5 separate regions of the Mus musculus genome follow, and all the other regions are linked to region 5. Evidence: chromatin loops called from intact Hi-C (ENCODE). Cell type or tissue: heart. All regions are shown on one strand. Links, peaks and the distances in the headings refer to the core of each region. The heading gives the core; the rest is flanking DNA. Region 1 has its middle 44 kb from the start of Gm25528. Region 2 has its middle 160 kb from the start of Cep162. Region 3 has its middle 65 kb from the start of Gm23176. Region 4 has its middle 36 kb from the start of Gm25528. Region 5 holds the start of Gm36767 (a long non-coding RNA gene).

What was found. A loop is a pair of places that touch in the nucleus more often than their neighbours do. Peaks named below come from ENCODE experiments on the same cell type or tissue, not always from the same donor. Only the 100,000 strongest peaks of a DNase experiment are listed, where the experiment ranks them.
Region 1: a loop joins it to region 5, with 2.9 times the contacts of the local background. A loop is called at or near these places in 5 of 42 quality-filtered maps.
Region 2: it touches region 5 in a loop (2.9-fold over the local background); 11 of 42 quality-filtered maps call a loop at or near these places.
Region 3: a loop joins it to region 5, with 3 times the contacts of the local background. A loop is called at or near these places in 8 of 42 quality-filtered maps.
Region 4: a loop joins it to region 5, with 2.4 times the contacts of the local background. A loop is called at or near these places in 5 of 42 quality-filtered maps.

What each region holds. Positions count from the first base shown.
Region 1 is chr9:87,841,972-87,846,312 of GRCm38, forward strand. No RefSeq gene overlaps it. Among named protein-coding and RNA genes, the nearest start is that of Gm25528, 44 kb to the right of the region's middle. In heart, for the core only: no CTCF peak of the experiment used is centred there; a DNase peak (open chromatin) is centred at 2,120; H3K27me3 peaks cover 2,559 bases.
Region 2 is chr9:87,417,112-87,421,452 of GRCm38, forward strand. No RefSeq gene overlaps it. Among named protein-coding and RNA genes, the nearest start is that of Cep162, 160 kb to the left of the region's middle. In heart, for the core only: a CTCF peak has its summit at 2,481; no DNase peak of the experiment used is centred there.
Region 3 is chr9:88,084,360-88,088,700 of GRCm38, forward strand. No RefSeq gene overlaps it. Among named protein-coding and RNA genes, the nearest start is that of Gm23176, 65 kb to the left of the region's middle. In heart, for the core only: no CTCF peak of the experiment used is centred there; DNase peaks (open chromatin) are centred at 1,232 and 1,762; H3K27me3 peaks cover 1,972 bases.
Region 4 is chr9:87,850,206-87,854,546 of GRCm38, forward strand. No RefSeq gene overlaps it. Among named protein-coding and RNA genes, the nearest start is that of Gm25528, 36 kb to the right of the region's middle. In heart, for the core only: no CTCF peak of the experiment used is centred there; no DNase peak of the experiment used is centred there; H3K27me3 peaks cover 2,860 bases.
Region 5 is chr9:87,738,918-87,743,258 of GRCm38, forward strand. It overlaps Gm36767 (a long non-coding RNA gene), which reads left to right and starts at 467. Exons shown (of 3, transcript XR_379684.3): 1 at 467-940; 2 at 2,267-3,183. In heart, for the core only: a CTCF peak has its summit at 1,959 (motif pointing left); DNase peaks (open chromatin) are centred at 804 and 1,924; H3K4me3 peaks cover 1,847 bases; H3K27ac peaks cover 1,294 bases; H3K27me3 peaks cover 3,196 bases.

The sequences.
Region 1 (4,341 bases), core at 144-4,143, 100 kb after region 5:
TTTGCACTGGATTCCTTCACCATGATTTGTGCTTTAATTTCCGTGTCTCTTAAGGGATAATAAAACCTATTTTAATGATCATTGTTCAACTTAAATGGAATAATGAAATAGTACATGATTAATACAAATACACAGTATAGCTAGTTTAATCTGAAAGCCTAAAGATACATTAGGTTTCATAATTAGCTATTTGTGGAATTGTATAACTTTCTTAGTTCCCAGAAACTTTTGAATCCCCTCTGTGATATTTCAATGCTTTAATATAGTCTCATGAATGCAAATGGAGATCATATTTTATACTTACCTAACAACCTACTTGAGCCTGAAAAGAACATAAGAAATTAGATCTTAATACACACAAGGGTTGAGGAAGTTAAGATCTACACATGGGAGAACCAACGTGGACTGTTACATGCCACATGAACATCAACTCAAAGTGGATGATATGTAAAACCTGAAGCTATAGGGCTACTACAGAAAAGATATTAAAAAGAACAAGGTCTCAGCATTCTTTGAGACCAGTGGTTCTCAACCGTTCTAATGCTGCAGCCCCTTTTAACAGAGTTCCTCAGGTTGTGCTGACACCCAAGCATAAAATGACTGTCATTACTACTTCATAAATGTAATTTGGCTACTGTTATGAATCATAATGTGAACATTTTTAGGAGACAGAGGTTTGCCAAAGGGGTTGCAACCCACAGGTTGAGAACGGCTGCTCTAAACAATGCTGTGAGACCAACAGAAGCTCATAGGAAGGTTAGCAGGATTGGAGAGGTTTTGATACAAAGATACAACATTTCTGTTAGAGGGGAGAAGGCAACTAAGGAGATCTGTTGTACAGCAGATGCCCATAGTAATGTTTATTTGAAAAAATTTTAAAGAAAGGATATTAAATGTGTGTGTGTGTGTGTGTGTGTGTGGTGAGTGCACACAAGTGTTAGTACCTGTGACCGTGTGTTCAGATCAAAGGCAAACGCTGGGTATATCTATATCAGTCTCCATCTTATTCCTGTAAGAGCATCTCTCAGTGAATCAGGAGGTAGGCTGGTGGTCAGCCACCTTCATCAAACCTCTTGTCTATTCTCCCCAGGACTAGGGTTACAGGCAAACTTCCATGCCCAGCTTTTTATAGGCCCCGTGATCTGAATCCAAGAATCTATGCATTAAAAACAAAACGCCAAAAACAGCCAGCAAGAAATTTTAAAATTATGAGCCAGATTTTAAGCATTTTAACCATCAAAGAAAATATTTGAGGGTCGAGAGAGATGGCTCCATGATTAATAGCACTGGCCGTTCTTCCAGAGGACCTGAGTTTGATTCCCAGCTCTGGCACCTCACAATCATCTATAACTCCAGTTTCAGCAATTAGACTCCCTCTTTTGTCCTCCATGGGCACCAGGCATGCATGTGGTGCACAGATATACATGCAATCAAAACAATCAAATATATGAAATAAAATAAAATAAAATAAAAACCAAAAAAACAAGTTACTTGAGTGTTGATTCAGTCAGTATCTTGATACGAACAGTTGAAAAAGTATACCTATATCAAAACATCACATTTCAGGTTGTAAATACAGTTTCATTTGAACATACATACTATGCTATAATAAAGTTGAATAGGGAGAGAAATGTTATAGATTTTTAATATGTCTCTATGATTCTTCAGGTTTTAAGAGATTCTTCATAGTTCTTGGGGAAACTTTCTTCTTCCTATTTTCCAGTTTTTGTTTGGTGAATCTATGTAACTGGGGGGGGGGGGCATATAATAACTACAATTCAATTCAGCCTTAGTGATGGCTTTCAAATCCTGCTACCACAAGGGGATTAAACTCTCAAAATCCTCTTCAAAAGTCAAAAGGTTGCCAGTCTTATCTATTAAACCCTCATGTAAATCCAGGTTCAGAAAAACATTTTGCCATTTTGAAATTAGAAGTCACCCAAGTCCCGAAATCCTAGAGCAAACCATACATATTGTGTCCTCTTCGTTTCCCCAGATAGGTTTTATCCTTTGTGTTTCCTCCATTTCATTTTGTACCAGCAGCCATGGGATTTCTGCCAGAAATGAACTCAGCCACTTCCCTGGGAATGTTGTCCGGTTGCTAATTTCAGTGCCGGAACTGTGTTCCCGTGCATTCTGGCCTGTTTCCATGCATGCCTCCACTGGAGGAAAGGCTCTGACAGTTCTGAGGATAATGGTAAACACATGTAGCCAATACTGCTCAAGTCCTTCAGAGCCAGAAAGCATTAGTAGGTACTTCAGTCGCTGGCAACAGAAAATCAATGTAAGGGACTCACTCCATCAGGCACCCAGGAAAAAAACACATGGGGATACCCAGTGCACAAGACGGACTTTTCTTCTTTCATTTTTCCTTCCTTCCTTCCTTCCTTCCTTCCTTCCTTCCTTCCTTCCTTCCTTCCTTCCTCCCTCCCTCCCTCCCTCCCTTCCTTCCTTCCTTCCTTCCTTTCTTCCTTCCTTCCTTCCTTCATCATTGAGTAGTTGTAAATGTAAATCAGAGTATTATAGCAACCTATTCCAAACTTTAAAACTGCAGGGGAAGAATCCGAATTGAGAGACAAGAATGTTTCAACTTGTTTATTTTGGAGAATACTCCCATTTCAAGTGAGGCCTCATGATGCTTAAGTGTGCATGAGGACTTAGACTTCCCTGAGTACCCAGGGGACAAATTACACATGATGTCATTGCCTGGGAGATTTCTCAAACTACCAAATTCATCAGTCATGCTGTCAATGTTAAGGAGATAGAAAAGAAAGAAAAAAAACTTAAAGATATATTATCACTGTATGGGAATAAATACTGGTTTCTCATTGGAGGCATTTCTTCAATATCGTTTAATTCCAGAGAAATTTAAGAAAGCTCTCTTAACACAGTGGAATTCCCAGCAGGTCTGCTCCTGTTACCATTATTTCAAGAATGGTAAAGATATTACAACCCAATGGAAAATAAGGATAAAATGAAGAATACTGTGAGTAGTACTTTATTTGCTACATAATTTGAGCTATCTGATTATTATTCTTATTCTGTATTATATTTTGATGATTACAGGAAAGGATTTCCTTCTAAACATATTGCACCTGGGTTGTTATCTAGGCTATTAAATTAATACAGGAATTCTCAGCCTCCTTTGCATTTCTTCTGGACCATCCAGTTCAATAGCAGTCTCCTCATTTACCGAGACAACGATCCTTCTTCATCCCTTACATTCTGTTTTTGTTCCTCTGCTCTCTTGTTGATCAGAATTCCTTAACCAGAGTTGAGGAAGCTTTCTTGTATGGTATCTTCAAGATAGACTAATATGTGTCGACTCCTAAACAGAGACTTACCCATCCCAGACTCAGAACAAAACTGCAGAGACTCACTGTAAAGAAATTCAAAGAGGTATTGCTTAGATCAAGGTGAATTTTACTTGACTACAATTCAATGTGATATCAAAGTTATCTGCTGCCTTATTCACTGCAGGCTAGCTTAGTGTAAATAAAGAGACCAACACCACTGGGTCTATTAAATCGATGATACAAATGAGCCAAAGCATGACTGGAATTCCAAAGTCAAACAAATTCTCCACATTCACAAATGGGCTGGCGAGCAAGCTTTAGAGACACACTGTCATTGCCCAACAGATACTTATATCCAGCTTCCCCAGTGTCTCACCACTGCCATTGAGGATCGGATAGAGGCTGTTGGGGTAGGAGGGCTAGCTGCACTGAGGACTTAACAGCACCTCTTGCTATCATTCAAGTGGATAACCGCAATACTTGCAGGCGTTGCCATCTGTTCCTGGGAGATAGGTTACAAAGCTGGCTATAGCTGCAAAACACCAAATCTGTCTTTTGTGACCTGGGCCCTGGCCTTCTCCAAACTGTGAGGGTGGAGGCTCAAATGCTTGACTGTTGGAAGAGGAAAGGAAGACTGTGGACTATGTCCTGTTGGTCATTCTCAAAACAAATATCAAGTAAACAACACACAGACACTTTGTGACCACAATGAAAATACATGCTTTGCCCAGAGTAGAAACATTCAGGAGATTATCTGAACCCACTAGTCTAATTATTGAACCCTGCATCTCTTTGAAGCTTTACATAAATAGACACTACTGTAGGTAGGACAATAGAAACTGCCCCAGAGTATTTTTTCTTGTCACAGAGCTGGACACCCTATAAGATAAATTGACCATGAGTTCATTACTCATATCATGGGTGAGGAAATGAAAAACAGAAATGTTAGGTGACTTCTCCAGATCAAATCTGGGCCTCTGTCTGCTAGAGAGTCAGTTAATGACTAATGGGATATGCTTATGCCATTAAATAGCAAATCATTATC
Region 2 (4,341 bases), core at 72-4,071, 320 kb before region 5:
CCTTGCGGGCAGGCTGGCTGAAATTCAAAGCACTTTCTACTTTTAGCCAGTGTGGCTGTTAACAGTTGTCAATTGCAGGTCTTCAAGAGTTCCTGTGAAGAGATCCCTCTGTTGCCATAGCTTCACTTTCTCCTGTAGATCAAGATCCTAGAAACCAAGCTATAGCTTTATTATCGTCATGAGTACAGAGTTGGTACAGCAGAACAGGATGCCTGTCCCACGGTTACTTGCTCTCAAACACAGCCTTAGATCAAAGGGATGATTCTAGCTTTAGGAATCAAGGTAACAGGATGATGGGTCTCATGTCTTGAAGTCACTCATTAGAGCTGCCCAGCCACCTTATGGCAGCCTACACTCAGGACTGATCCTAGATCCACAGAAGACCCTGGTGGTTAACACACACACACACACACACACACACACACACACACACACACACACACAGCCCTCCACAGTTTAACAAGCTGGAATCAGGACCACTTAGACACTTACTTGTGGAGGGGCTGTGTACCCTGGGAAACATGAATCTCGGCTAGGAGAGAGAAGAGGCTGCTCACGGCCTCTCTGAAAGTCCCACCCTTGAGAAAATGGGCTTCTTCTAAAGGGCAGCAGATAAAATCATGTGAAATCATTCCGTTAATCGTCACATAGATGGTGGAATTGTTGTTTTAAAAGGGAAATGAATATCACAGAGGGCAAGGTGGGAATGGAGATAAAATACTGAGGGATGGTGGTGGTGGGGGCTTCTGAAGTATAACTGCATTGCAATTCTTACTCAGTGTTATTTATTATTCTTTATACAATAAATGTTTTATAAAAACCTTCATATTTTCTACATTCTGTACTTTGTGAAAAATATAGCAGTGTTAAGCTGGAGTGTGAAGTATTGAAAAGATGTTTTTGTTTCATGATGTATATTCTATTTGTTATAGTGTATAATTTGTGAAAATGTAATGTTAAAGATGAAATGTGAAGTCTTAAGATGTCCATTTGTTTCATACTGTCTTTTCCTTTGACAGGATGTTCATTTGCATGTGTTTGTGTATCCCTGCATGTGTTTGTGTGTCCCTGTGTGTGTGTGTGTCCATTGCTGAGCCTTCACACAAAAATGTAGCTACATGAAACATTTTCGTGAGCCATCTTTAAAACTTGCAGACAATTCCTTCACAGCCTGGAGAGAGCATCGGCAGCTCGGCTCACTGACCTGATTAGCTATCATTGCTATCCTGAAATTAAGAAGCCCCGACCGAGAGGACAGTGGCGGTCCTGCAGACCGTGGTCCCTGGAGGAGGACTGGCTGGGAGGAGGAGAGCCATTTAATGGTTGCTCTGTGCACATTTCCAATGTTTTCCCTGGAGAATTTTGCACTATTTGAACTTTTTTCACAGAACTGTGTCTCATCCTCCAATCGATGCTGCTTTCACCCCCATTATACCTCCAAAAGTTGTTTGTTAAGTTGGAAGATTTTTTTTTTTTTTTTTTTTTTGCCAGCAAGGGAGGGGTCGTGAGGGTTCAGAAACGTTGGCCGAGACTCTAAATTCTCTTGTTCCAGAGTTTCCTTTTGTGGAGAGCTCAGTCTTGGGCTGGTGACATTTGCCTACATTTTCCCTTGTGGAGCGAGTGTGTGTGTGTGTGTTTAGAATTCACTAATATTGAAATTGGAACATTACTCTTTTTGTTATGCAAGCAGCCGTGGAGTTAGTGTTATGAAAACATGTCTGCTCTGAAGTGGTGGATACGGAAGTGACAGGTACAATTTCAGTGACATCATTTCATGTAACCTAAAAATAGCTTTAGAAGGACCACTGGAAAGGTAATAATGACATTTTTGCTCTATATAATTGGGATCTGTTGGGAAGGGAGACATGTGCTGCTGTAAAAACAAAAACAACAAACCCCAAACCCCAACAAATAAAAATCTGTCTTTAATCCATAAAGGATTTTAATTTCCATTTCGAAGTGCATTTTATTTGCATTGGTTCCAATTTCCATCCCATCCTCTGGTGTTTCTCCTTTTTGCTAGATGTAATAGCCCACACATGCAAATTCTGATTTGACATCTAAGAGACGTTAATTGTATTTATTTTTGTTTATTCCTCTTGGCAGTTGTTCAAACTTATGATTCCTTGCAAAGTAACGATATAGAAAACATTATGAATAGTCTTGGTGGTTAGTTACTGTAGCTGATAATTTCGCTGGTAGTTTGGAGTCCTGGCTCAGCTCACAAGGCGTTCTTTGTTGTGGCAGGATTCATTTACTCAAATCTCCTCACATCTTTTGCTCTTTCTGGGGTTGGGTTGTGGAGGGGGCAGTTCTTTATGTCATAGTAGGAATGATTCAAACGGATTTCTAAAGTCAGCAACCACTCAGCCGCTCACGCAGAAAATGAAGTTGTTGAGAATTGATGTTTTAAATGGGCCCAGAGAATAAAGCTAGTCCGCAGGGACCAGGAAACCATGGTGTGCTTCACTAGGTCTGCCATAGGGTGGCGCTGCGAGGCCCGGATTCAACAGCTCCAGCTACAAGAATCTTATTCTCAGGCTCTTTCTCACTGTACATGTAAAATATTTACATTAAAAAACGTCCGGCCGACAGCACTGATGAAAATAACGAAGTAATTAAAAGTCGGTTGGGTACTTGTATTCTTAGCTATCTCAAGTATGTTTATACAGGTGACAGAAATAAAGGTTTAGGACTAAAGGAGTGGTAAGGCTGTCGCAATTTCAGTTAGAATTAATTTTTTTTCCTGAAATTTTTTTGTAGTAAATTAAAAAAATCTGTACAAATTTGAACTTTCAAGGAGTCCGTTTCATCTCTATACTTTTAAAAGATATAAAACCTCATGCACACAAGTAGGATCGCACTTTCTCTGCCTGACGTTACTCATCTTTTCTCTTGACTTACATATCACACAGATCGGGATGCTGGCCCCAATCATTGAATACGCGGAGAAAGCCCGAGTGTTGATTGCTCTGGTCATAAGTTCTTTAATAATCTGCTCATTAATTACTGTGCATGCTATTCTCTATGACTCTAAGAGCCTGTTAGAAGTAAAATGTCATGATGAGCTAGCTACCCACGGTAGTTTTGTTAACCAACTAAACTTCTAAAGATATAAAAATATTTTAACCCTAACTATAAAATGTTTTAAAAATATTCCCTATGTATAAATAGATAAATATCAGATATGATATAAAACTAATTGGACACAATCATCATTTTTTCATGTTCAGATTTTAAACTCACTAGAAAGTATAAATATATCAGCTCTACTTGAATTAATTTTGTATTTCTAAAAATATATGATGTAATTCTAGGACTCTTTAATAATACTTTAATATCAGCAGATATAAGATGCTAAATCTAATGTTTAAATATTGAAAAATGTTATTTTCTACAGAAGTATATACATGCTAAAAGAAAATCAAGTACTCTTATAGGAAAAAACCTCTTACATGCCTGATTCTGAGAAAGGGCCCTTGTTGTTGAGATGACTACATACATTTAATATCATATATTGGAAATGAGTTCCTGATGCAACATCTGCTAAGTACAGAAAGTATTTGTCTATAATTTCAAAATAATGAATGAAAGCCAGAGGGTCTGATGGGTTTCATTTGAACATAGAATTAAGCAAGGGTGTCTACTTTCAAATTCTCTTTTTATAAGTGTGTATGGACTTTTTCCTAGAAAATCAAACTTGGTCCCCCTTTGATTTTCTGTTTCCACACCATGGTTATGTGAACAAAAAAACTTTTCCATATATACAGTCAGTGAGGAAGTCAAAGTTAACTTTCACAGCGCAAAGTTGAATTTTCATGGGTAGGCTGCGGAAACTAAAAAGTACAACATAAAGCATGTATCACAGATGTTGACGGCTATTTTCACTGAGCCAAATTTCATGCTGCTTCAATAACTTCTAAGGCATCGAGAAAATGATTTGGAAAGCCAGAATAGAAGGTTTACACTTCAAAAAACATATTGATTCAGTAAAGCCATTTTAAGGTACTCCACATTAAAGAGAACAATACCCACTTAAGGGGCAAATCTCTGTCCTTGAACAACAAAGGCAAGAAGAGATGTGTGTTCCCAGGGCTTTCCTTTCCCTAACAGCAGAGGCACGCAAGGGAGCAGTAGTTTTATTCCGTGCCCAGGCCAGGGTTGGCATGGTGGCTTGGAAGGCTTTATGCGCTGAACTGGGGTGGTGAACTGAACAGAAGTCAGATTCCCCCACCTTCCATCTGTGGGTGTCTGTCATTTGGAGACAATGACAGGCACCGTATTTTCTTAACCCAATATGGACAGAGAACGTGTTTGGATTGGATTGTGTGACATCCCTTC
Region 3 (4,341 bases), core at 245-4,244, 350 kb after region 5:
GGTGTTGAGATTACATATTAATATGCATATGTGTGATTGTACATATATTTATACCATATATATGTGTAATTATGTGATGAGTAAAAGTTATCACTAAACCAGAGATAATATCATAAGGTGATTTCTTTAGGGTTTTCCACACCTAAATTAAACTGATGGCATGGCCTATAAATATAGTGATAAAGGAGAAATAAATGTTATGGCTCACAGGGAGTCTGTATTTGTGGCTCCCCACTCACACAAGGGATATATTTGGAGAGAAGATGTGGCATGAAAGAGGCCTCTGGAAGACACAGAGCCCACCCAGAGTCCCAGGTCACAGAGCCCACTCAGCATCCCCTGAAGACACAAGGGTAGCCCCGCTTAAACAGTTTTCCATGCTCTGGGCCCTGAATTCAAATCTAACACTGAATGCAGGCAGGCTCATTGCTACCAACATCAATGATTCTAAGTCACCGGATCACTAAAGCCAAGGGGTGTCAGAAGCCGAAGGGGAAAGAAGGGAGTCGGAGTCACCTTATATAGTCTTAGCCCTGACCTGTCTTGACTCCTGACTGGAATCTTCATCGTGCATCACTGTCAATACCTGAGAAACACCTACCTCCATGCCTCATGATCAGGTGATTGTTTGCATATACCTCCCACATCTACAGAAAGCACCTGTAGCCTCAGTATACTTAAGAAGGATTAGAGCACTTATGTGCCTCTCTTAGAATTTTCTGAGCATTTAATGAAAGCTATTTTAGTAAGGCAGACATTTAAGATCACTGACATGTGACACAAATTCCCCTGACTTTAATTATTCTAGCCCCATGACAGCACACACTGCTTATGATTTGAACCAATTTGGCAAAGGGGTTGCTGTCACCTTGCTGTTCTTCTCTCAGAGTACTCTTTACATTTGCCAGCATCTCGCCTCCTGGGACATCTCTATGCTGCCTTATGTCCAGTGAGTTGGCTTGACCGTGGCGTTCCCCTCTGTGAAGTCGCATGGAAGGAAGGGTCTTAACTTATTGCCTACTACATACGTCTATTGTGACCAGCTGACAGAGTAACTGAATAACAGAAAAACCATCTGTAATTAGAAACCATGCAATAGCTTACTAGAGATGCTGTTTTATAGGTTTCCAAGGTTAAGTGAAAACGCCCCTGCCAGATGCTTCCTCCAATCACTTACTTGGAATTTTTGAGGTTGGAGTTGACTTTTGGATGGCGTCCATCTTGTTTTCTCAAATGCTTGCTCTACCCCAAGTTTCTGTCACCAGCTGCGCGATGGTGCCAAACATAAAGAGCATTGATTTTTTTCACATCCGTCTCCGCCACACTTAATCTCCACACCAGCCAGATGTGCTGGACTCTGCTCCTTGTTAACTATGCAAACATAGGCCATCACTGGGATAATCTGCTCCCTGATACATGTTTCTTCTAACCTGTCAGATTCTCCTTTTTCTGAATATGTGTATCATGTAGCCAATAAATAAATAAATAAATAAATAAATAAATAAATAAATAAATAAATAGAATAAAAAAGATTGAGTAAGAACCCTTACCCCTTAACCCAAAAGCCAATACTTACTGCTAAGCAGGAAGAAGTTAAACTAAAACTAAAATTTTTGGTCAGAGTTCATTTCCAACACTCTTGGGACTTTCTAAAGGAAACTCCACTCTAACCTTAGCTGTCAGCACATCAACAAAACGGTTTCCAAACTCCAAGAGAGTTTTTTTCAGAGCCTCCAGAGAACACTTAGGAGCCAGGCTCTCTCCATGTCAGCTTCCTCTGTCCGCTGGCCCTATGCTCAGGCCACTGTCCTCTGATGTCTACTGTTCTCCATCCTGGTTGTTCTCCTTCAGTCGGGATCCTGATCTCTCATTCCCCTTCTCTCTTCTCAAGCAAGTCTACCTCCAACTACTATCTGACTACTCAGCCCCAACTCCTTGTCCCAAGCAGTTTATTTTTTCCCCTTGTGACTTTAAAAAACAAGGGTCCCATTTGGAATTTAAAAAATAAAACACAAATGTTGAAATAGGGCTCAAACTCCTGACATGAGACTATGGACAATAAAGGCTAATTTGTTTATCACCTAATATGCCCCAGGCACTTGAGAAGCTCCGTGTAGTGTAACTGCCTCAGCAAGCACCAGGTCAAGGAGTTGAGGCTGATAGGAATCTTCCCAGTGTAATATGGGCAGCAAGCAACAAGTATATGCAGAGCCAGAAGCATCAGATTTCAGGGTCTATATTTTTAATTCATTCACTAAAATAATTCCTCACATTTGTTTCAGAAATACTGAAACTTCTCATAGAACAAACAAAGCAAATTAATAACAATTCATTAATACCTGATATTTTTTATGAAGCAAAGACAATGAGGCAATCTCAAATGGGAACCCTCATCTTTTATTTTTATTTTGCTAAAATACACACAGCATAAAACATACTATGTCTAACGTTTAAAAGTGACTACTTTTAAAACCACAATCTATGTTACTTATTTCATTGTATAATCTCTCCAAATCGCTTGTCCTGCACATGTAAAACTCCATCAATTTAAATGAAATAATCTTGTTCCTTTTCCTCTACTCTTGGAAATCCCTTCTTTGTGTCTTCCTGTCTTTCTTCCTGTCTTCCTTCCTTCCTTCCTTCCTTCCTTCCTTTCTTTCTTTCTTTCTTTCTTTCTTTCTTTCTTTCTTTCTTTCTTTCTCTTTCTTTCCTTCTTTCTTTCTTTTTCTTCTTTCTTTTCTAGTTTTTAATTGAAAGTATATTTTCTTCATATAATATATTCTACTTATGGTTCCCTCTCCCCAAGCTCCTCCCAGTTCCTTCTCACCTTCCCTCCCATCTGAATCCATATAATTTCTCTCCTTAGGAAACAGGCATCTAAAGAATGATAAGATAATCTAGAACAAATAAACGGAAGTAGGACTTAACAAACAAATAAACAAAAGGAAAAGAGTGATTAAAAAAAAGAGAAACATATAGACACAGACACATGTCTTTGTACACACATGTCTCCCATAAAAACACAAAACTGGAAGCCTATATATCATATATATATTATATATACATATATATTATAGATACACACATTTATACATATATGTTTGTGTGTATGTGTATATATGTGTGTATGTGTGTGTGTGTGTATATATATATATATATATATATATATATATTTATAACCTATAAGGTTAAAAATCATTTTAAAACCCTGACAAAACATTATGAGACAAAGAACCCCCAAAGATGTCACTGGATTCATGCTGCATTGGCCATCTACTGCTGGGCATGTGTCCTGCCCTTAAGAGTGGTTTGTAACCCCAGTGAGACTCTGTTGGAGAGAAATAATTTTTATTCGAGAATGTTTATCAATTGGATATGGCTTCTGGATTAGAGATTGAGGTTTGTATCCAGTTCCCCTCTCAGCACTGGGGTCCCATCTGGCTTAAACTCATTGGACATGTGCATGCTGCCATAGCCTCTGTGAGTTAGTATGTTTGTCGATCTGGTCCTGTTGATTTAGAGGGCTTTGTTTCCTTGGTGTCCTCCATCCTCTCTCGCTCTTACAATCTTTCCACCTTCTCTTCCACAGGATTCCCTGAGCCCTGAGGAGAGCAATTTGATGGGATATACCATTTGGAGTGAGTGTTCTGAGGTCCCGCACTCTCTGCACATTGTCCAGCTGTGGGTCTCTGTATTCCAATCTATTGCAGGAGGAAGCTTCTCTGATGATGGCTGAGCAAGGCACTGACCTAAGTATAGCAGAATGCTTTTAGGAATCATTTTATGGCCATGTTCCTTTAGCAAAACAGTAGCGTTTTCCCCTAGGTTCCTGATATATCTGGTCTCGAGTTCTTAGTCACCCAAGCTGTGTCAGGGATGGTTTTCATCTCATGGAGTGGACTTTAAAACCAATTGTTTGGTTACCCCAAATGCTTTGTGCCACTAGTGCACTAGTGCATCTTGCAGGCAGGTTATCATTGTAGAGCAAACAGTTTGTAGCTAGGTAGGTGTTTATCATTTCCTTCAGTAGTGGACCATGAACACTAGTCCATAGGAGTATAGGCCCCAGGTAGGAAATAGCTCAATTTCTCCATGTTAAAGGACTTGTGTAGATGTTATCTTCAGCAATAGGGCTTTACTGTTAGCTTTTAGAGAGCAGACAATGGCCTTGGCAATAGCTTGGGGCTTACAGGAGCAGAGGACCCCTTTTCTTAAAGTCCCTTGGTCATCTTGGAACTTGGTCCTATAGACAATCTCTCTCCCCTGTCCATATTCTAGCTCTTGCCACATGCCCCATGATTGCAAAATTCTGCTCCATAAAATGCTTCCAGAGCACACGGG
Region 4 (4,341 bases), core at 154-4,153, 110 kb after region 5:
CTTTTCAGTTTTGAAGACAAAATTTATGGATGTCATCAACTCTAAGTTTGTGTCAGCCTTTGGCCAAGTCCTAAGCAATAGCTGGAAGTCTGACTCATGAGTGATGTTAGGAAGACTTTGTATCTGGCTGTAAATTGCAAACTGTGGCTTGCTGTCATATGCTATTGCGCAATCACTGTGATCCATTTAAAAATATTTATAATAGCTATTGGTTGTGTTTTATGAAGCAGGGTCTCACTGTGTAGTTCTGACTTTTTGTGTAACTCACTGTGTAGACTAGGCTGGCCTTAAACTCAAAGAGATGCACCTGCCTCTGCTTCCTGAGTGTCAGAATAAAAGGCATTTTGGACTATGCCTGGATTTTTGTTAAATATTTCAAACAATGATGTCCCTGCAAATAACTTTTATGAGCATGAAGTTGAATGAAACACAGCATTCAAAACATTGACCAGTGGCACAAATATGCAACAAGTACTAAGTATTTGCATTATTTCTTATTAATAAAACTGGCTTTTAAAAAAGACATGGCAAAAATTAATGTCAACCATTTTATGTCTTCAAAACAAAAACAGTCAACCATTTTTGACAATTTTTAATTGTCAATTGATAATGTACCTTATCATTTCAGAAATAAATCGTTAACAGAAAAATCTTTTGTAACTGTTAGCAAAAAAAACTAGTGCCCATAAATGCCTCTTTATCACAAACTGTGGCAGAGAAAGAAGTATCGTGAACATGTATGTTCAACTGATTTGCAGAAGTGGTCTGTTATCTGTTGCTTGTTCACAAGCTTTAATACTACCCACAAGTAAGAGAATTCAAGCATAAAATTCATTAATTTTAAACTATATAGTAATTTGACCAAAGAACTCTCTGCTTCTCATGTTATAAGACGTCTGGTGATAAGCCGTCCTGGGCTGAGGTAGGGGCTCCCAGGGCAGTGAGGACCTCAGCTTCTTATCTTCATTCTCATATACATAGCATATAATTTTCATCCTCTTGCTTGCACTGTGGTTACTTTGCATTCAGCATCATGTTGAAGTCCCAGACAGGAAGGTCATGTCTATAGGACCCAAACTCTACTAAAACAGTTGAAAGCTTTAGCTTCTGTTTTCTTTTAAGTTGGAGTGTGTCACGTAACCTATCATTGTCAGGGCACCTGAGAAGATAGTATCCAGGCCTCTCCTCTTCCTGAACAAACAATGCCATCCATTGTCAAGGAAGAAGGAGAGAAAGAACTTGTTTGCCCATTGTCTCAGTCACACTTGTCAAGAGCCCAGTCCCTAAGAGCTAATCAAACTCCACTCTAGCAAAACTTGTCAGGTTCTTTCATTATTTGAATGCCTGTATCGTCAACCTTATTTTCTTTATTACCTCCACAATTTCTCAGGCATCAAGGGGTCACACAGTGCAAGAGCATAGTTTACAAAATCTGAAGGTAAGTTCCTGGGTTCAAATCTCAGCCCTGTCTCTGACTCACTGTGTAACTTTGGGCAAGTTTTTTTTTCTTTATAGGCCTCATTTCCTCGGCTATAAATTTGATGTATTACAAATGTCAACTCAAGGAAACACAAGAACGGAATTAACTGGTTTATATAAAGCTCATGGGAAGTTTCTAAAACTTAACATTAAATATATATATATATATATATATTAGGTAAAGATCTCTAGGTGCGCTGTGATTTTGGTATTAGTATGAATTAGTTACCTTTTTGCTGTAACAGAGTGTCTGACAGAAGTCAAAGAAAGAAAGACCGGGGAGGGATGGTGTTACAGTTTAAGGATTCTGGCTCACAGTTTAAGGATGTAGTTCATCATGGCTCAGAAGGTATGGCAGTAAGAATATGGGGCAGTTGGTCACATTACATCCAGAGTCAGGAGGCAGAAAATGACAAATGCTGATAGGCCCCTCACTTCCTTTTATTCATTTACCCTGAGGCTCTCTCAGAGACATGCTGAGAAATTTGTCTCCTAGGTGATCCTAGAATCTGCCAAGTTGTTCATGTCACTTGTAATGCTTAAAAAATCAATAACCCATAAGTGTATACAACGTAAAGAATCAATTACTGTCATTTCATTCCATGAGCTTTGAAAGTTTTGCATACTTACCAAAATACCACCCTTAACGAGATATTCTACTATCTGTATAGATTCCTGAACACTCCTTCCTGGCCATCCTCTTCTGTCCTAGAGAGATCTATTGTCTGACTCTATCCCCAAATATTTATTTGAAGCTCCTGGGTTTCAGGTTAAAACAACTACATAGTACACGTGACTCTGTCTGGCACTGGAAACTCAACACCGTTCTTGAGAGCCATCAGATGGTCATGAACACAGGTGATTCACTCCTTCTTATTATCACCGAGTGTTCTCCTGGGGTCACAGTGTGTCTCTGTTATCCTCCTGCTGATGGAAATTCTGGTGATTTCCCACTTCTGGCAAGTCTAAACACAGTTGACAGAAACAGATTCTGTAAATCTGTTCATGGACATGCACCTTCATTTTTTTTTCTTGTATAAATACCCAGGAGTCGAATTGGTTGATGATAGGGTGAATGTAAGTCTAAATTTCCAGAAAACTCTCCAACAGTTCTCCTAAGCAATGTTGCTATTTTATAGGTCTACACACATAATACAAGAGCTCTGGTCTTTTTAGCATCCCCACGAATGCTTGGCTCTGTCAGTCTTATATTTTAACCATTCTCATGAGTGTGAAATGGTATTTATGAAAGAAATTGAAACTGTCATTTAAAACACTGAGTTTGAATGATTTTAATGATTCTTTCGAGCACAGACATAATTCTTTGACGTCGAGGAAAGTTGAAATTGAGAGAACGCTTCCAGGCAGATCTAGAATCAGTTTCTCAACAGATTCCCAACATTCCTCCCTTGCACCCAGCCCAGAGCATCTAGCATCACCCGCTGTGGAGACAAAGGTGATCCTGGGGCTTTCATGGGTCACAGGTAGGTTTTCCTGCTTGAATTCATATTCAACACGTCTTAATTCCCATGTCCTGTGTCCAGCTTCCTCCATTTTATTGATACCATCCACATCCCATTTCCTCCTCTTTCTGAATGTGTCTTTAAAAGAAATCCCTTTACTGTTGTTATTGCTGGGTTTTCAGGGGTTGGGGTGGTGAAACTAGATATAGCAGTTCAACTCCTTCTCCCTGTTCACTGCAGCCTCTTGAAAGCCTGAGCTGTGGTCAGCTAGGCCATAGAGGAGGAAGCTGGGAATGCAGTTTCCAGGACACAGCTGGCTTCTCTCTTCTCTAACCACTAATAAGTGGTGTGAGTTAGGGAAGTTACTTTGCATCTGGTGTTTCTGATTTCTTCAGAAGGACCAGGTAGAGTTAAAAGGATTATCGAACACATATCATATCTAATGTGTCCTGACCAATAAAGAGGCAGAGGCTCGTAGCCAACCATCGGACTGAGCACAGGAACCCCAATGAAGGAGTGAGGGGAAGGACTGAAGGAGCTGAAGGGGTTTTATCTGGCATTAATGGGAGAAGAGGCTCAATACCCCAGTGTAGAGGAATGCTAGGGCAGTGAATCAGGAGTGGGTAGGTGGGTAGGGGAGAACCATCATAGGGGGGAATGGGATAGGTTGTTTGCAGAGGGGAAACTGGGAAAGCGGATAACATTTGAAACGTAAATCAAATAAATAAATAAGTTCTAGATCTATATCTTTATTGCTAATACTGGAGCCTGTAGGATGAGAAGCAGACTTTCTTCAGAAGGCACATAGTGGCATTAGTGAATATAGCCAAATAGAAATTTTACTGCCTTACAAGGTGCTCACAGGTCAATGTATAGACCCACATAGCATTTCAGAAATGGTGCCATTAACTTTGTTTTTACTTGTTTGACCCAAATTTACGTTGATATTTGTGATGCTTACACATAAATATTTATCTAATATCTCAGAGTAAAAATATTCAAAAGGGGAGACCAGAAAGACAGCTTTGGATAAAAGCACTGGTCCATAGGCTTGATGTTGTGAGTCTGAGCTCTGGAACCGCATGGTGGAGGAACAGAACTGACTCCTCTAACCTCAGCACACATGTGTGTATGTGCCTGTGTATGTGCATATCTGTGCATGCATGCTCACATGTGTGTGTGTATGTGTGTGTGTATGTGTAAAATAAAACTATTTGAAAAGGGTAGATTCGCTTTAAGAAAACATAATGCTCTAGGATCTTTTTATGCTTTAGCATAATTATGTGAAGACAAATAAATGGGATTTTCATCCTTAAAACGGGCAGAGTAGTGCATATTTCAGAGCAGTTAATACAGAGAAATATTTTCTCCGAAGTAAATGACTCCCAAGCATCCTGAA
Region 5 (4,341 bases), core at 121-4,120:
CAGTTTGACTGAGAGCTGCATTTCTGTTTAGAAGGTGAAATGTCCAAGTCAGTTAGCCAAATTATTCCCCGACGGTTCCAATATTGCGCCAGAGTTCCAGAGTCAGTTATTTTTATGTCCGACTGTATTTCAAATGTGCGGGGTGATAAATAAAACCCGCCTCAAACTTCAAACTATCTCAACCTGATGAGGAACAATGACAAAAATTAACCCAGCCGAAGCGTCGGGTTCTCGTGAGCCTCTGGTTCATAAATCACGGTGCGTGTGGTGCGCCCACTTGCAGCCGCGCCTAGGCGCGCCTAGGCGGTGAGCGCGGCTCGGAAGCCGCGGCCCAAATAGGGATCGGACAGACGGGATGCAGAGTTCAAGTCATCCGTGGAAGGGGCGTGATGCGCGGGGGCCGGGAGGGAAGAAACTCCTGGCCACGCCTAAGCGACCCCTAACTAATTCGCCATTAACAGTTCTCCCAGGTGTTGTGTGTAAAACCGAAAAGGGGCTCGAAAGGGAGAGGAGAGGGAAGTGTTGAAGGAATGCAAGCCGAAGTTCTCCACCCATCCCTCTGCTGGCCTTGTCCCGTGAAAGGCAAATTCTTTTCTGCTCTTTCCAGTAAGCCCTTTTTGCAAAGCCGGGGGAGGCCTTCTGGGGAGCTGAGCTCGGTGCGGCCAATCCCTGAGCTGCCTGCTGGAGCCTCCACTCCTCAAAGCACACTTCCCAATCCAACAGCCAGACTTCCACTTAGCCCGCACCCCTTCTCCCAGAGCTGGAAGCTGACCTCTGGCCTCTGGGTGTTTGACCCGCTGGGACAGAGGGTGGTCCCGCCCCCTGGCCTTGAACCGCGCACCTGTTCGAGAGCCGGGCCCCGGAGCCCGAGAGGACCCCGTGGCTCTTGGAGGCCGCAGGGGGTCGCGGCCATCTCGGCGCCCGGCGTACAGTGTGCTCGGTGGGTATAGGCTTCCTCCTTCTGGGGTCTGTCACTAGCGCCCGTCTGTCCACGGAGCTCCAAAGCCAGCCCTGCGTTACACTTCCGAACGGGTCGGCGCTTCCCTAGCCCAATGGCAAGGGCGCACAGCTAACAGCGCAGGGCAAAACCATCAGGAAGATCTGGATCCGGAGAAGCGCGTCCCTTACGCTAAGAGGTGACGGTGACTTAGTAAACAGAGCCTTGGCTGGCGTGCAGTCAGTTGCGAATTCTAGGTCAACCTCAGTGACCTCGGGAAAGCGGGAAAAGAAACGCAGTGCAGGGGTAAAAGGAGGACTTGTTGAGCCTTTTGCACATTTGAACTAAGAATTCCCTAAAAATGAAAAATTGGTTCAAAATACTGAGTTGAAAACTCAACCTGTAAGAGAAGTGTCCCAGTGGTCGGGCCTGGCGACACGGGCACTGGTGAGCGGGCTGCTCTCTAGTGCTGCATGTCCACAGCTTCATCCGCGGAGGTCTGAGACTAAAACGGAAGAGCTTGGCCCTAGCTAGGCAGCTCCGGACCGGCATAGGCATTTAGTGCCGTTGCCCTCGCCTGCTTCACGCCGCCGCTCGGCCTGACACAAGCAGTAACACCTTGGCCTGTGGGCCTTAGCACAAAGCAAGGAATCCAGAGCGTTTCTGGATGGCGGGAGGGAATGGTGCCCTGTCCTTCGCGTGCTTCACGATTTAGGCAAGTGTTTATGGCAAGACCCAAAGGCATTCCAGCCACAACCCCTGCATCAGGCTGAATAATAATCCCAGCCTGGCTGGCGGGTTGGGCGGTGATGAGACAATATATCCAGGTGGGGGGTAGGGAGGTAAGGAAGTGGTGGCAGAAAGTCTGTCAACTATTCTGCTGGGTGGCTGTTTCCCACCCTCCTTGGCCTGGGGCAGCAGTGGCCTCTTCTCGCTGGAGTCCCCTACTATTCCCATTGCTGGCAGCTCGCGGGCCTGGCCTGAAAGCAGGGTCCGGGCCCAGGGCGCCCTCTGGGGACCGTTGGTGGCATAGCCATAAGCCCGACTGTTAAGGGAGCAGTTTTACCTGGGACTCCCTGCAGACCCAGGCTGTACCTGTGTCCAATTCTGGGTGGCAATCAGAACCCTTCACCTCGCAGCCGCTGCAGCCCTAGGACGCCCCAGAAATCCAAGCCCCGCTGCAAGGGAAGCTCTGTAGATGGATGCCTTTTGTTAGGATGGAGAAGGCCCCTAGTTCTCAGGACAGAGAAGGGCCTGCCCTTTCACTATTCTACCTGACCTCCATTAAGATAATACCCCCATATCTATCCCCCCCCTTTTTTTTTACAGAAATGTAAAAGCCATTGTTGAAATGGAAGCCTCCACATGGGCAGAGGAAGACGGTGGGAAATGAAAAAGGCAACCTGAGGGGGAACCTGGACAAATGTTAACAAGGATTCCTAACCCTGGTGTGAAGGCTAACCTCAGGATTAACTGAGCCTGACCAAGACCCAGTCCCCTCCAGCTGAGGGATCTTTCCCAGTGAAGTTCCCACTTCCCCACACAGTAAGCTGGAGAGAGCCCTTTGCCACACCTTCATTTTCATTTGCAACCCCCCAATGACCTTTTTGGTTTTCCCAGTAGTGAGGTTCTCTATCTCCCCCACCCTTTTTCTTCTTTTTCTATAGTCAGGACTTTATTACTAGGTCAACAGTGAAAAACTGTCTAGGTCCTGCATGATAACAACTAAGACAAGTGTAAAGTGACCTGTCTCCAGGGCGGTAACCTGCAGTTCCTATGGACTCTCCATTGCACAATTATTCCTGATAATATGTATGCTTTTTTTTTTTTAAGAATAAACCATCTCGGGGCAGTTACAGTTGCATTAGTGTATGTTGTGGAAATACGCTCGCATTTAGAGGACTTTATTAGAAACAGCTGGGACGTGAATGTTTCAAACCTGAGTCTCCTTACCCTCAATATCTACTTTCCATTCTGACTTCCCCGAGAGCATCCACATAATGCATGCTCTCTGTGTGTAATACAAGACACTTGTTTAATAAAGCGAACGATTGTCTGTGTCAGGGAGATTGGTCCTCTCTCCCTCTCTCAGCCCATGTGCAGAGCAGATCAAAGACCTAAACTACCTCTGTCTTTCTAAAGACAGCCAGATGGTGTCTTGATTTTTCTTCAGTTTTTTTTTAAAGCAATAGAATTCAAAGCACTAAAGAATCTGCATGGGTACAACAGATGAAAGCTCATCCCAGGTAAATTATTATTTTTTTTTTAATGTCACGCATGCTTTACTTTAGTCTGCTAAGGTTTGGGGATGCTTTGTGAGAGTACTTACAACAAGCATGTAAATGCTGTGTAAAAACTTAAGGCTGCATAAAATTGAAATCAGAATCCAGAGCCAAGATGAGAAGAAAACAAGAGCTCTGGTGTGCATGTGGGACAACACACAGTTTATTAAAGGAGAACTTGAAATTTGCCTCTGAGCTTCCTAGCAGCAAGGGAAAGAAGTAAAAAAGCATGATCCTCATTATACAAGGAAAAGTCGAATCATTTCTCTGTGGTAAGAGGTCCCTGTGTCGTTCCTGAATTGACCAGGATGATGAGGCCAGCAGTAGCAGCAGCAGCAGCAGCAGCAGCAGCAGCAGCAGCAGCGAGGGGGTGTCTTATATTCTGCTCCATTAGGGAATCACCTGCTCCTGTTTCACCCAACAAATTCCTGGGCTGTGGTTTTACTTCACTGCACAGAAGTCAAAGGTGCAGCTCTATAGGGATGCAGTTTATCTAGAGACCTTAGGAACCAGTCTTGAATTCAGCACTGGCTTCTTAGGGTTTAAACAGAATACAGGCTACAAGCCCTGGCAAAGTGCTTAATCTTCCTCCCTCCCTTGCTGCCTCCTTCCCTCCCACCAGATTCTCTTTACAATATGGAGGCATTTTGTTTATAGAAAGGACATTCCAGAGACTGATACCTAAAGACTCTCCAACAGGATCTTCTCTGTAGCCCAGGCTGCCCTCAAACTCAGTTTAGCTTCCCAGCAAGCTTGGACAATCACACCTTGCCTAAGAAACTTCAGAAGCATGGGCTTGTCCCTGCCCTGCCCTTTTGACTGTCCTCAGTGTCCCTCAACTCTGTCACTTGCCAGTTTTCATTCTGGCAGCTTCAGAAGGGCATTTCTATATCTGTGCTCCAGAGAAAATAAGAACAAAATTTGGTCTCCAAGGCTTGTCAGTACAGAGGCTGAAGACCTCTGTGTGGCCTCTGTGTGGCAGCCTGTAGGGTGATCTGGGTCCCCCTGTGCAGTATGGGTTTGAACAGTGGCTAGATACATCTGAGTATTCTGGAAAGTCAGAGTGTCACTCTGGTTTTGCAGGAACATCAGTATTCCCCTAATGATGGGAGACTTGGAGCC